Regions from separate parts of the Mus musculus genome. Here region 2 is linked to region 1. Evidence: chromatin loops called from intact Hi-C (ENCODE). Cell type or tissue: gastrocnemius. All regions are shown on one strand.

Evidence for each region. Hi-C counts contacts between places; a loop is a spot of excess contacts. Peaks named below come from ENCODE experiments on the same cell type or tissue, not always from the same donor. Only the 100,000 strongest peaks of a DNase experiment are listed, where the experiment ranks them.
Region 2: it touches region 1 in a loop (2.8-fold over the local background); 6 of 42 quality-filtered maps call a loop at or near these places.

What each region holds. Positions count from the first base shown.
Region 1 is chr7:97,839,486-97,847,485 of GRCm38, reverse strand. Pak1 (p21 (RAC1) activated kinase 1) reads right to left here and starts at 4,547. Exons shown (of 15, transcript NM_011035.2): 1 at 4,345-4,547. In gastrocnemius, CTCF peaks have their summits at 719 (motif pointing right) and 4,514; DNase peaks (open chromatin) are centred at 1,776, 2,836, 4,066 and 4,497; H3K4me3 peaks cover 1,238 bases; H3K27ac peaks cover 1,686 bases.
Region 2 is chr7:97,784,881-97,792,880 of GRCm38, reverse strand. The region is part of intron 1 of Gm39050 (a long non-coding RNA gene); the gene reads left to right. It also overlaps a transcript of Pak1 not described here. Among named protein-coding and RNA genes, the nearest start is that of Gm39050, 12 kb to the left of the region's middle. In gastrocnemius, no CTCF peak of the experiment used is centred here; a DNase peak (open chromatin) is centred at 4,465; H3K4me3 peaks cover 1,622 bases; H3K27ac peaks cover 517 bases.

The DNA.
Region 1 (8,000 bases):
TACCCTACTATCTTGGATTCTCTTGCTTTGCTATCTTTCTGTCTTCTCTTCTCCCCTCTGTATACACTTCCTTCAGTATTTTTCACAATTCCAAGACTCCAGACCCCTTTACTCATATAATACACTCTCCCCAAGTGACCTCCCCAGCCCAAAGGCCTCACATACCACCCTTGTTGCTGATGACACCAAGGTTTTAACCTTTTCACCAAACAGCTCTCTTGTCCGGCAGTCAGTGCTACCTAAACTTCTGTTAAGCTGCAGGTACTGGTCAGAGTGGCAGTTGTCTCACAGACAGACTTAACATGATCAAAAGGTACTCTTGATTATCACAGCAAGTATCACAATTTTTAATTATACTCATTTATTATACATCTCCTTAATAAACAGTAGCGACTATATTTGTTTTATTTACTAACCTATATTTAGAAACTAAAAAGGCACTCAGCTGACTCTTAAATATACTAGACCCGAGTTTGCCCTCCAATGAATGCAGACTAATGGGAGGAAAAGATACAGGATCTACATAATAATACAACAATGGCAAGTGCCAGCACTGAGTGAAGAGAGGCACAACATAAATCCAGAAGAGAGGCCCTAACAGTAAAGAAAGACTTTCTTTTAAAAAAATATTATAGATACTTATTATAGATTTTTATTATATAATATATTATTATAGGTATTTATTTTAACACACACATACTCTTTCCTCATGTATACTTTCATGCCAGAAGAGGGCATCAGATCATACTATAAATGTTTGTGGGCTACCATGTGATAGCTGAGAATTGAACTCAGCACCTCAAGAAAAGCATCCAGTGCTCTTAACCACTGAGCCATCCCTCCAGCCCCAAAGGAAGACTTGCTTAAGAGGTGACTTTGGAGTTTATTTTTACAGATTAAGAATAAGTATAGCTATAAGTACCAACTGTGTGATTTTTAAAAATTTTTTTTAATATTTCTTATGTGCAGTGGCATTTTGATTGCATGTATGTCTGCATTTGGGTACCAGATCCCCTGGAATTGGGTTACAGACAGTTTTGAGCTGTCATTGCAGAGAATTGAAACCAAGTCCTCTGGAAAAGCAGCCAATGCCACCTCTCCAGCATCATATTTTTTATTTTTTATAAAATTACTTATTTATCTTCATAATCAACTTTTCAATGTTAATATAAGTATCTTTCATTTTAGTATATGAAACTTGGATAAGCAAGCAGGTAACCAGCAACCATTACATGAAGATTTGACCTTAATTACTTTCTCTTCTATTTATCTACTTATCATAGGCACTCAAAATGAAATCTTTTATACTGGCCCCCTACCGTCTCTCTGCCATGAATAAAGCACTATGGTACCAGCTGACCTCCATTTTGAGCATGAAGCTGGACTACCAATCCTAAAAGCTTTTTCTATATATTCCCTCTTTTTCTTTTATTCCTCAAGAATTGAGAAATAATTTAGATTTCTCAGTTGCATCTTTGGGCTTCTGGGCTACAGCATCTAAGCATCTTCTTAGGTGTTTTAGGAATGCATCCAGAATAACAAGAATATGAGTGGATCACTGCACAAAGTGTGTTCATGCATCCATTGCCTCACTGGTTCCTACCAGCCCTACAGGGTGTTACATTCTTATCTTACAGAAGTCTGTGAAGTAAACACCTAGCCTATCTGGTCTCTGGACTCTCTCTATCTTGTGCCCGAAATTGAATATAAGAGAGCAGGGAAGAGAAAGGGATCAAATAACTCAGAGAGGGTGCTCAGCAGTGAGTCACCTAAATGGCCTGCAGCCAGAAAAAAACAGGGACAAAGTCTGCTTCCTTCTGAGAATTTGTTTGGCCAGGGCGTAATAACCTACCACATGTAAATTTGTTTTCTATTTCATTAATATCTACATTTTATTCCCAAAGACAGAAAAAAAAAAACAAGAAAATTCTTTATATACAACATGCACCTAATGTCACAAGATAACATAGTCTAAGTAAATGTGTATCACAATTAAAGAAGACTTGAGTTTACAGTGCAGCCCTGGCACTGATTTGTTGAACCTTAGTCTTCCTCCACTACATTATCATAGCTCCCTGTGCTCCCCTCTACACTACACATGAGGGTCCACCCCTAGACCTGCATCTGAACACAGCAAATGAATCTAAATACCTCCTTTAAAAACCAACAGTACTCAGCAACCAGCACCATAACTAATATACTACAGGTGACTGAGAGAATGTTTATTTTTAAAATTACATCTATTTATACATGTGTGCGTTGGGATAGTGGTGAGACCATACCATAGCTCACATATCCAGACATCTCGTAGGAATTAGTCTCTCCTACCATATAAAACATGGGAATAGAACTCAGATCTCATCATGCTTGGTGGCAAATGTTCTCACCAACCAGAGAGAACAGTTAATGATGGATACCAAATTGATATCTTGTATGTGTGTGTGTATATATGCATACACACATGCACACACATTGCATATATTAGTTAGTGAGTGTCAATGAAACAATAACCCTGTCAGTCTCATCTCTGTTTCCCCTCTGACTCTCTCACTTTAGGACACTACGGGGCGGGAGAGGGCGGGGGGGTGGGGGGGGGGGAGAAAGATGCAGAGCAAAAATAATCCTCTTCAGAGAGCCTACCATCAGGAGGGAAAACAATGAACCTATATGGCTACACATCTTTTACATAGCCTATAAATCGTTCCCTCTACAGCTACCCTTACCCCCTAATAACCCCCATCTTGATGCCAACGCCACCCTCTTCTTCCTAAAGAACACTCTTGCCCCAAGACTCCCCCTTCTTCTCTTCATCCCACTGTGCCCCTGGAAACTGGCTATCTCCCAGCCCTCATCTCAGTGAGGGGCTCTCAGGAAGGTCTCCTAGCTAGCTGTATTTGTACTTGTTCTCCAGCTCGAGCCTTCAAGCTCCTGACTTCCTACCATGATTTTTTCCTTCTGCCCACATTCTGCCTTGGTTCTCAAGGAAAAGGATGGGGAATAAACCCAGGAAAAATAACTACTTATTAGGAAGCCTCAAAACACAGCTTGAGGGCAGTAAGGAGACAGCCTGACACATAAGGAAAACAGAGCTTAGGTCCAAAACAAGGAAGCTAGAATGTTTGGACCTTACAAACATCACAGCAAAGGTCCCTCCAAGTCAGCAACTTACTACCAATGAGAAAGCACAATAAAAGATTCTAAAAGGAAAAGAGAAGAGAGCCTAACCAAGAAGAAGAGGACCCAGGGAAGAAATGAAAAAGGAAAACAGAAAAAAGAAACCATGGTTATGGAAGGAAAAGAGACAAGAAGTGGAAAGCGTGAAGACAAGGAAAGGAAGAAAGGAAACTGGTGAGATCAGAAAACAGGTGAGGGGCAGGCAAGGAAAGCCGACCAGCAGGAAGAGGAGGAAGAAAGGAAGAGCAGGAAGGCTTCCCAGAGGGAATGCATAGCTCCTCTGTAACCAAGATGAGAAAGGTCCAAAATAATCAGCATAGGTTAGTATTTGTATTTCTTGGTGCCAGATAATAAAGGAAGGAATTACAGTGATTAAGATATTACATAGTGTCAAGGTCTGTTATTTACTTAGCAGATCAATAACAGTGCACCAGAGAAGACAGCCTAGTTTATAGCAGTGATCTAAGTATCAAAGAATTGGCCAGTTCAGGAAAAAAAATTAGCATGCGTTCACCTGTTTCTTCTCAACCCCACACCCCACACTCAACATATCTACTCTTAGCCCCAACAGAAGCATTAGCACTTTATGAAGTCACTGGTTCTAAACAGACCGGCAAGATGCATATGGAAGGCTGGCTCCTCTGTCTCTACCTAGCTCACCTTTCCAAGGTAAATTTTACAGCCTAGGAAAGGCACAGTTACAGAATGCTAAGCCCTTCTCTTCAAATAAGGAAATTAAGGCTCATAGAGACTGCCTGACCAGGAACAGCTGCAGGGGTCTCCTATCTTCACTACATCTCCAACCAGAGAACAGTATTCCGGGTCCCAGGAAAACCGCAGCTAAACCAAGGCACAGAAAAGCATCACCCTGGCCACCATGCAGAAGCATGCTTACAAAGGAGTGGGGCCCCTGAGGCATGCAGTTCCCCAAAAAATCCAGCTTCCCCTTCATAACCTTCCCTAGCCAGATGCCTTATTCCAGCACAGGCCTAGCCCTGAGGGGCTTATCTCAATGTTACACCACCAGGCCCTTTCCTTATTAAGAATCCCTTAATATAAGTGAAATGTAATGTTCTCCCCATTCCCTTCCCCGGAAGGCAGAAAGACACCCGCTCCTTCTACCCCAGCTCTCAGTCTAGCTATGCCAGGCCCAGGGAAAGCCAGCATTACCTGGCGGTGGGTCCGGGGCCCAGCATCTCTGATGATCTTGTGTATCTGTCGCAGAGCCGCACCTCTCCCTGCTCAGCAGTTGGGACAAAGCCCGGGCTGAACCAGCCTGACAGGCTGGATTCGGCTAAGCGCCGCAGCGCAGCCACCCAGCTCCCAAGGCGCAGCACACTCAGGCCCACGTAGGGCGGCAGCAAAGACACAGAGGCTTAGTGAAGGGGCGGGGAGGGAGGGAGGAACAGAGAAAGGAAGGAAAGGAGGCGGGGAGAGCGCTGCCCCCGCCCCTTTTTTTCTGAAGAGGCGCTGAGGGGCGGGAAACAAATACATAACCAATGTTCTGATTGTCTCTGCTGTTCTCCCAACCCAGGCTCCAACAAGAGGTACCAGACAGGCTTTTTAGAGCAGTAGTTCTCAACCTTCCTAACACTGCGATTCTTTAATATAGTTCCTCACATTGTGGTGACCCCCAATCATAAAATTAATTTTGTTGCTATTTCATAATTTTGTAATTCTGTAATTTTGCTACTGCTATGAATTGTAATGTAAATATCTGACATTTCCAATGGTCTTAGGTGACCCCTGTGAAAGGGTAGTTCAACAACCCCTCAAGGGATCTGGACCTATAAGCTGAGAACAGCTGTTCTAGAGCCTGTGGGAGTCCTCTTGAACCCCGGAATCAAGACCTACTCAAATTAGATTCAAGATTCATTCAGACTAGAATGGAGAGGGGGAAATTATTCTTTTCTGCTGACTCTCTAAAATGTGTCCCATGAAAGATAATAAGGTGGTCCCTATACCAACCACCTCCTTTGAACAGAGAAAGTTCAGCAACAGCTACTATTTGTTAAGGGCTATTTACTATGTGTCCCCACACTTTACAAACCTATGTCTATTTCACAGAGTTATGAAGTAGGCCCTACACCACTCTCAGAATTTCTTTAGCACTTGTCAGATACCAGTCACTACAATAGAACTTGGAGCTGGATGACACATTAAAGAAACAACTCTGGTCTTCCCCATCCCAATAAACGGTGCTTCCTTAAGACTGAAATGTTAAAAAATGTACCTTCACATATTTCCTGTACACCCAGAAGTCAGTATCTCCCATCATCACTCACTACACTCACCCAACTCATCCCTTGCCCTTGAGGCGCATGACTGGAATCAAGTTATGCAGTTATCTCTTCCAGGCCATAACTAATGAGTTTAGAGGGTTTTAATTATTTGTTATGGGGTGAGGGTAGGTGGCACATATATACCATGGTATGCATGTAGAGATCAGAGGATAACTCATGAGAATCAATTTTCTACTTCTACCACATGTGTCCTAAGGTTCAAACTTGGGTTGTCTGGCTTAGTGCCAGAAATCTTTATGCACTGAGCCATCTCACAGGCTCAGAAGTTTAGATTCTGCTCTAAGGGTTCTGGGAAAAAACAGGATAACAACAATTGATGTTTTAAAAGATCCTTGATCAATGGAAAGAAGTATGGGCAAGTACACAGTTAAAGAGTTTTTTAGAGCTTCAGGCATCGGAAAGCAGAAACTGTACTAACTTAAACAAACGTCTAAGATGACAGTAAGTAACACATGCTGAAGATGCTGCTGGAAAGCAGCCCAGCAGAGCAGGTGTAAGACAGGAAGCAATGGATGAGAAAGCACAGTGACTGCTCCAGGGTTATACAACCAGCAAATGACGTAACCATGTATGTACTGCCGACTGAATCTTAAGCCTATGTTTCTTTTTAGTCCTCCTATTTATTTCTGTTTTGTTTACAACAGATAACTAACTGTTGGTCACCAAAGAGTCGGTGACCACCATGAAGCCTGACTTATACAACATGCAGCCATCTTTCCTGACAAATGTCTGCACTACCACTCATTGGCCCAAATTAGTCTAATGCAGAGGAAGAACTCTATATAAAAAGAACTCAGCTCTTTTATTATTTACCCTTCCTAAGCCCTGAATACTTACAGTATTTGGAAAAGGAGACATGAATTTCTACATTTGAGAACAAAACAAAACAAAAAAACTGGGCCCAGCAAGGTGGGACAGTAGGTAAAAGAACTGCCAAGCTGCCAAGACTGCTGACCTTAGTTCCATCTTTGTGACACAGGGTAGGGAGAACCAACTCCTCCTTCCTACATGTTTTTCTCTGTTTTCACATGCACACCGTGACACATGATTCATTCCCATTCTCCATCTTCCACCCCCTCACTCACACACACACACACACACACACACACACACACACACACGAGAGAGAGAGAGAGAGAGAGAGAGAGAGAGAGAGAGAGAGAGAGAGAGTGTCAGACAGACAGACAGGCAGGTAGGTAGGCAGACAGAATGCTCGAGAGATGGTTCAGCACTATAGCACTTGTTGCCTGGCTGGGTTCAGTCCCAAGCACGTACATGGTGGCTCAAAATCATTTGTAACTCCAGTTCCAGGAAATCTAACCTCCCTCTTATGATCTCTTTGTTGTTGTTGTTGTTGTTGCTACGTTTGTTTTTTTGTTGTTGTTGTTTAATTTGGTTTAGTTTTGTGAAACAGTGTGTCAACCCAGGCTTGTCTAGAATTTACTTATGGACCCTAGGAGAACCCGGAACTCCTGATAATTCTATCTCAGCTTCCTGAGTACTGGAATTATAGTTCCATACCATTACTCAGTTCTAAATTGGTTTTAAAATGGTCATACTTCATACTCTGTTCTTCATTCTGATTTATATAGTATTAGTGACAGAAAAGAAGGAAAGAACCTAGACATAGACTTTATAAGCTACACACACACTCAAAATGGACCATAGATCTAAATTTCAAGACTATAAAATGTCTGTAAGACAATGCAGGAGAAATCTGGATGACCTTGATTTTGCAATAGCCTTTTAGATGCCATTATCAAAGACAATTCATTTAAGAAAACCTAGACAAGTTGAATTTGATTAAAACATAAAACTGTTCTTCAAAAGACAATGTTAAGAAATGAAAAGAGAAGACACCGATGACGAAAAAGCATTTGCAAAGTACATGTACAGATTGTGCTTTATGCACATAAAGAACATAAAGGATTTGTATTCAAAATACACAAAGAAGTCTTAAAATTCAGCAATAAGAAAACAAACCTAGCAGGGTGGTGGTGGTGCACGCCTTTAATTCCAGCACTTGGGAGGCAGAGGCAGGCAGGTTTCTGAGTTCGAGGCCAGCCTGGTCTACAGAGTGAGTTCCAGGACAGCCAGGGCTACACAGAGAAACCCTGTCTCAAAAAAAAAAGGGGGGGGGGTGGGGGGAATAAAAAAGAAAACAAATCTAATCAAAACAAAGACAGATAGATGGATGGATGGATGGAAGGAAGGAAGGAAGGAAGGAAGGAAGGAAGGAAGGAAGGGAAAGCAGCTGGGGAGTGTAGCTCAGTGGAACACCTGACTAAAATGCACAAGGTCCTAGGTTCAATCCCAGGCTCGGGGTTGGGGGTGGAGAGTGGAGATCCACCAACTAATGAGCTGACATTACACTGGCAATATTCTAGGACCAGTGAAATGGCTAGGTGGGTTAAAAACATTGGCTGCAGAAAAGCCTGACAACCTAAGTTCAATTCCCAGAATCCACAAAAAGGTGGGAAAAGAGAACTGACTCCACAAAACTGTCCTGACTCTCATGCCATG
Region 2 (8,000 bases), 55 kb after region 1:
TTTTCTATGGTAAAAAGACAGCAAAGCCAGGCATATGCCTGTAACCTCAGCACTCAAGAAGTTGAGACAGGAAGCTGGTACAAGTTTAAGGCCAGTCAGAGCTACGTAGCAAGACCCCTTGTCTCAATTAATTCTAAAAAAATAAAAATAAATAAAAAGTAAATAAACACAGGGAGGGAAGGAAGGTAACTAAGCTGACTAAAGCAAAAATGAATCCCCAAAATGTTAAGAGTCTCCTGGATCTGCAAATGGGAATGTGATTACTCTTCACTCAAAGTTCTCTTCAACAAAACCCCAGTGTAGCAGCTGGCAGTAAGTAGGACTAAGGCATATTATTCATCTAGCAAATATGTGAATGTCTGTGCTAGTTGTGGTTAGTCACTCTTCTAGGCAGTGAGCTTATAGCAATGAACTTGAACAGAAAAATCTCCCAGCCCTCAAGCATCTTTCACTCTAGCCGCAAGAGATAGATTGGAGGGAGGGGGTGTGAACAGAAGGGAATGTCAGGATAAAATAAGGAAGAAAAGATAAGGAAGAAACGGGATAGGGGGAGGAAATGAGGCAGAAGGGAGGATGGAGTGCTGACTTTACAAAAAAAAAAATACAGATCCTTTAACTCTGTATCGATTTCTCAACCTTAATAAGCATCAGGATCATTTGGAGAGCCTAATAAAGCAGAGTCGCCTGGGCTCCAACCTTAATTTGTTTTTTGTAGGTTTGGGATGAGACTCATTAATCTACTGTCAAATACCCAGATTATGCTGACACTGCTGGTGCAAGGATCACACTTTTAACAACTAATTGTTCCATCCAAAAGATTAGGTGACCTAGCTCATGGGCTTTACAGGACTCTTTCACTCATTCACATACTTACTCAAAGTACTTATTCATTCAATGTACTCAAGTACCAGGAACATTACTAGACACGATATCCAAACATATCTTGACCTCAAGTAATTCATAAAGACAGGCCTAGTGGCACAGGCCTGTAACCCCAGCTACTCAGAAGCTAGACAAAGAAGGATTCCAAGCTCAAGGCATGCCTGAGCAACTTAGGAAGGTCCTGTCTCAAAATATAAAGTAGAGCTAATGAGATTGGTCAACAGGTTAAAAAAAAAAAAAAAAAAAGCCCTTGCTTTAATGAACATACCTAATCAGTTCCACCCCTGAAACTCACTGTGAAAAGAGAGAATGAATCATCTCCTGAAAGCTGTCCTCTGACCTCCACAAAATTTCCACTAACACGCACGCACGCACGCACACACACACGCACGCACGCACGCACACACACACGCACACACACACAATAAGGAAGTGGAAATTTAATAATATATAGGGCTGACAAGATGGTTCATCAAGAAAAGATGCTTCCTGCCAAGCCTGATGACCTTAGTCTGATCGCCAGGAAAGAGAATTCCCAAAAGGTGACTTTGCATAAGCTACACCTCGGATGCATGCACTCACAACACAATAAATAAGGAAAACGTAAAAAGGGGGGGGGGGGGCTAGTTTCATTCTTCAACATGTCAAAGAAAAAAATTTTTAAAAAGGAAAGAAAAGAAAAGGAAAGGAAAGGAACGGAAAGGAAAGATAAAAGATTCACAGGCCACTGAACTTAGTGGTCTCCCAGTTAGGAAGCTAAAAGAGAATCACAAATTCATTGCCTGAGCTACAGAATGAGTCCAAGGTTGGTTTTTGTCTCAAAATTTAAAAATGCTCAGTGTAAGACATCCAAGGGCTGGGGATATAGCTCAGCAGTAGAGCACCTGATCCCTAGTACCATAAAAAAGGAAGGAAAGAAGGAAAGAAGGGGCTAAAGCTCAAAGATGAAGACTCAAATTTAATTGCAACTGATTACTAAAGGAGTACTACAAAAATTCTAGACTCCTGAGCCAGAAGATGGAAGAGTAACTCATTCCCAGAGATGGAAGAGGGAAGAGGAGGAACTATTTCTCAGAGGTCCAATAAAGAATTCTCCACAGGCAAATAACAGGTAGGAAGCAGCACTCCAGGCAAAGCAGCAATTCGGAAAAGAGAAGAGAAGAGGAGGCGGAGGACAGAACCCAGAAAGTTTAAGGATGCAAAAGTAGGCAATGGTCAGCTCTCCAGGAGTTTCTTATTTCACACTAAAAAGTTTGAAGGTAATCCTTCAACTGTGAAAAGGGGGGTGGGAGGGGAGGAAGCACTGATAGACCAGGTTTTGTTTTACAAAGACCCCTCAAGGTACACAGCTTCCTGCAAACCTAGCAAAAGACCTCAAAACAGGTACTCAGAAAATATACATGGAGTTGAACTGGATAAGCTTTTTATCAAGTAAACTCTTACAGATGAAGGGCCACTTTCCCTACGGACTTGCTGTGGCCAGGACTTGTAGGACAGGTCCAGCAACCTTAATTACTGCGCACCATTCTCTGTACAACTGGAGTCCCCCAGAGGACCTTCATTGTTTACAAGTCTACCTCACCCACTAAACTTTGAGCTCTTGGTCTTGTGAGCAAAGACCAGCTGTATTGATGTACTTGAAATCAGCACAGACTTTAGCAGGCAGCTTGAAACACTGTAGCACTTCAGATTGTAGCAGTAATATTGGATAAACAGATGAATAAATAAGTAAATTGATCAGGCCAAGCCATGAGTTCACTTAGCAGGTTAAGACTAGAATAAGCTTCAGGAAATGTCAGAGTCCGAGTTGCCAAAACTCTTTGAGAGGTGGCTTCTAGTTGAGATGGTTTGTGTACATGTGAACATAAGATTTCCAAGTAGAATGCGTTACAAGTGCAGACAGAAGAAATCTCTGTGGGCCTCTGGGAGCCCCAGTGGGGAGAAGACTGTTGTGTCAGGAAGGAAGCAGAATGGATGCCAGCAAAGACTCCAAGGTGGAGAGGATTCTTCAGTGGAATCCCGAAAGCTGAGCAGATGATTGCTAGCTAGCTGCTCATTTCTGAACTTTAAAAGCAAACTCTAAGAACTTTAAGGCTGGGTGTGATCAATTCAAGGTCATATTGGAAGGAGGTAATGCCTAATGAGGCATCTCTGTACCGCTGAACTCCAGTTTTCCTCCTGACAGAGTTGAGAGACCCTTAGACATAGGGGACAAAGGTTTTTCTCAAGAACGATTCTTAAGATAGAAGTACTAACTTGATTAATAACCTCTTCTTTTACCTTTCACAGTTCTGGAAATATCGTAAAGGATAAGGTGATTATCCAAGGGGTTTAACATAAGAAACAGGATACAAGATATTTTTTAAAGGCACTCAATAACTGTCAAGTATTCTTCCAAAAACACAGTATCGTTTACCTTTAAAAGATCCAAGATAGTGATGGTTGGAAGAACTCTGCCTTTGAAATAGACTAAAAATGGGCGTGGGGAAAAAAAAAAAAAAAAAAAAAACCTGATTCTCGTTCTAAGTCTGTGAGGAACTTCCCAAGTTACGGAGTATTCCTGGGGTGAAGGTGGGGTCATTTGCTACCCGTCTATTTTACAAGGCGATGAACCTGAAAAGTGATTCCCAAGCCGGGACCGACCACGGAGAATAAACCCTCATTGCTTCACTTAGCATCTGCGTCGCGGGCCAGTTTTAGCGTCTCAGGACCCCGAAGTTCCGGAGGGAGTCAGTCCGGAACCGAGACCGGGACCTGTGGGCCCTCCCCAGCCCCAGCGCCCGCCCTCGGGGCTCCCCAGCGCCCCGACTTCGGGAACCCGCGGTCGCATAGGAGCTGACACATGGGGGCCTTTGTTGGCCCGAAGGGAGCGGTCGGCCTCGCGGGGCGGCGCCCGCCTCGGCTCACCTGGCGCCCCGGTCCGCCCCCCCAACTCCCCGCCCCCTCCGAGCGCCTTCCCCAGCCCCGCGCCCTCGCCCGGCCGCCGTGATGCGGGGAGCACTGTCGCGGGAGGCCAGCTCTCACCTTCTGCGCTCGCTCCACTCCTCCTCCTTCTTCTTCTCCTCCTCCTCCTCTTCCTCCTCCTGGCGGCCGCCAAACCCGGAGAGAGAGCGCGGGAGTGTGAGCCGGCGGGCGCCCCGCGTTCTCCTCTCGCCGCTCGCGCCGGGTTCCTTCAGGCCCGGGGTCTGGAGGGCGGGCCGCTGCGGGCCGCGGGGAGCGGGAGGCGCGCCGGGACTATGAGGGGGCGGGGTGCGCTCGCTAAGGGGAGCCTTCCCTGAGGACACTGTGGAGAGCGCGGGCTCTGAGGGGGCACCGGCGACTGCGAAAAGCCGGTGATAGCGGACAGGACTCCGCGCAGCCTAGAGGTGCAGTGGGACGGGGAGGTGTAGGGCAGCGGCGAGGAGTGCCCACCGTGCGGCGGTACCTTCGGCCCCGGTCGCAGCCTTGCTATTGTATGTAGCCGGGCTGGCGGCCGCCGCGCCCTACGACCCCGCCCAAGCCACGCCTCCTTCGTTCGGGCCCGCCCCCTCTGCCCGGCCTCCGCCCCCCGCAGGTGGGAGGGGGCGGGGAGCGCCGGACAGACCCACGTGAACCAGGCCAACACGGCCAGGGGGCGAGGTGGGGCGCCGGGATGACGTCATCAGCACTTGACGCCAGAGGCTAGGGAATCACCTGGCTGCCGCGTGACGTCATTGGGCCCGGGCGTCTGCTGTGAGCTGTCGCGGTCTCCCTCTTTGAAGCGGCCTTTTCCCTGAAATGTGGATGCTCTGTCAGATGGTTAATGTGAAGTCAGAGTGGAATGCGGGTGGCCCCTTGAATATAAAGCATCTTGGCATCCCTGGGCTCGTCACCAAGAGCTGAAAGTGTGAAAACTGTCTGATCTCACGTCACGTCGGACCCAGACATCTACTCTTCTGTTTGTCTTGGGGTTAGAGGTCTGAGAATTAGGGTAAGGGCTGGGGAAGAAATAGTGGAGACTTTTAAGCTATACTGGACTCAGGTTGAAATAAAAAGTCTGCTCTTCTCCCACCACTGAGGCTATTTTTGACGCAAACCTTTTACCTGAGCTCAGATTCTGTTTTTCTCAATACCTGTAAAATGGCATTCATCACTTGCCTGTCCTGCTATACCTCAAATTCAGTACATCCAAAACCGAGACAAATTACTCTGAGCCAAAACTCAGAGCCTTATTTCACACACCAGATATCCAAGTTAAGTTGAATTCCTAACCCATAATTTCTTAATAAGTTGCACCTGGCTATCCTAATTTGACTTCTCTAAGCTTCAACTTAACAACAACAACAACAAATGCAGTTTAGCATGCATTGCCCTTGAAAATAATAGCTATTTCTGATGACCTTTCCCCTTCATGTTCTCAGCCAATGATCACCATTCAACAGCCCTCTAATCAGATCCTTGTTCTCAACATTAATTTCAAATTGTCCTTCCTGCTTGTAAGCTGAAAAGAAAACAAAAAATAAAAAAAAAACAAAAACAAAACCACGTCAAGCCTTGTCCAAACTGCTGGTCACCACCAGCACCTGGGCAACAGAAGCAAACTTTCCTCTCTCAAAATCAAAATCTAACTCATTATGCTCAGTGGTCTCCAGGGAAGCTTTATAAAGCTACAAAACTGATGATTGCTTCCCCACGTTTAAACAGTCAGAGACACTTTATTGCTTTTAGGATAAAGTCCAAACTTTAACGCAGCACTTACAGGCTGGCTGTGTATGACAACCTTTCTGGCTTCGTCTTGAGCCACATAAGAATCCTACCTAACATTTTTTAACATTCTTTTTTCTATCAAGAGCCCTTCCTTCATTATCTGACTTGAAAACACCTATTCCTTTTACAAACTAAAACTCCAATATCATATTAATCTAGGAGTTTGACTAATATTTCTAAGGTTCCCTGAATTTAATATTATGCCCTTTCTAATCTGCCTATTTATTCCTCTCTCTCTCCCACCTCACCACCTTTCTTTCTTTCTTTTAAGATTCCTGGCTGGCCTAGAACCTGTAACAGTGCTCCCAAGTGTATCACCTCTGGCCTGGCTATTTTATCCCAAGCAGTACAAATTGTAATAACTGTAATTGTGTATCTGACTTCATCAGTTCCACAGAATAAACCCACCTGTACCTCCCAACTTGGAGCAGTGCTTGATACATAGTATCAATCAATTTATTTAAAAGATATTAAAGTCTAGGTGGAGGCATAGACCTTTAATCCTGGCATTCAAGAGACAGAAGCAGGCAAATCTCTGTGAGATCCAGAAGCCCTATATCCAAAAATAAAAATTAAATTAAAAATTAAAAAACTGTATTTAATAAAAGCTTACTGTGTGGTAGATGCTGTTCTGAGCCCTTCATTAATGCTATCTTGCTAAACAAACCTACAACAACCCTTCCAGGTTTCCTCCTGTCCCTCTCGTCCTTTGATGAGGAAACTGTGGCATGTACACAGAGCATAGTTTATCCCAGGATCACAACCCAGGAAATGTATCCTAATCTACACTCTCTTTGCACTGTCTCCACAGCAAGCAAATAGCAGCTCTTTCAGAATGCTAGTATTCTGACCACTGTAGAGAGTACATGTGGTTCCCTCCATGACGAAACACTTAGCAGGTGTGATTAAATCAGGACTTTGAGATAAGAACCGCTCTGCTCTTGAGAGCATATTCAAAAGAGGGAAACATGCAAGAGCACACGTCTTCTTTGGATCCTCTGGCACCTTGGTTTGAACCCATACACACCCATCCATTTTGAACTTCTGAATTGTCACTTTGTATAGCAAGTGTGTAATTTTTAAATTGGATATTTTATTTATTTACATTTCAAATGTTATCCCCTTTCCCGTTTCCCCTCTGCAACCCCCTTTTGCCATTCCCCCTTACTCTGCTTCTATGAGGTGCTCCCTCACCCACCTACTCACTCCTGCCTCACCACCCTAGCATTCCTCTACACTGGGGCATCAAGCCTTCACAGGACCAAGGGCCTCCCCTCCCATTGATGCCAGATAAGACCCCTTCAGCTCCTTCAGTCCCCTCCCTAACTCCTCCATTGGGCTCCCTGTGTTCAATCCAATGGTTGGCTGCAAGCATCCGCTTCTGTATTGGTCAGGATCTGGCAGAGGCTCTCAAGAGACAGTTGTCTCAGGCTCCTATCAGCAAGCACTTCTTGGTGACTGCATGTGGAATGGGCCCCAGGTGGGGCAGTCTCTGGATGACCTTTCCTTAAGTCTCTGCTCCACTCTTTGTTCCTGTATTTCCCTTAGACAGGAGCAATTCTGGGTTAAAATTTTGGAGATGAGTGGGTGTCCCTATACTTCAACCAGGGGGCCATGCCTAATTTCTAGATATGGACTCGACAGGAAATATCCCCTTTGTAGGATATTTGAGCTAATGTCATCCCCGTGGGGTCCTGGAAGGCTCTTGCTTTCCTAGCATCTGGGACTTTCTGGTTGCTACCCCCAGTTCCCCATCCCCCACGGCTACACACCTCTGTTCAATTTCCTGACCCTCTGTACATCTCCTCCATCTCCTCCCATACCTGATTCTTACCCCCTTTTCCCCTCTCCGTCTTCTCTTCCTCCCAAGTTCCTCCCACCCTCTACTTCCCTTGATTATTTTGTTCCCCCTTCTAAGTAGGACTGAAGCATCCACTCTTTGGTCTTCCTTCCTCTTGAGCTTCATGTGGTCCATGAGTTGTATTTTGGGTATTCCACACTCTTTGCATAATATCCACTTATCAGTGAGTACATACCATGAAGTGTGTATTGTTTTAGGCCACTACATGTGCTAATTTATTCCCTAGTCCAGAAAGAATTCATCTCCAGTCAAGGGTGGGGCTTGTCTATGTTAGTAAAGTGGAAGGGGTGCTTGCTAGAAGGTGCATCCATCTAATGTGTCCACCCAATTGTAAGACACCACTTGCTATGCTGTCCCTAACCCCCTGCCAAAACTAATAATGAAGACAGCTCTAGCACACCAGTACATTGTGTTTCTTTGTTTTCATTTTAGACAGGGTCTTGCTATGTAGCCCAGAGCTAGCTCCAAAGCCAAGACCCTCCTGCCTCAGTGTGCCCTAAGTACTGAGATTGCAGGCATGGTGCTTCACACT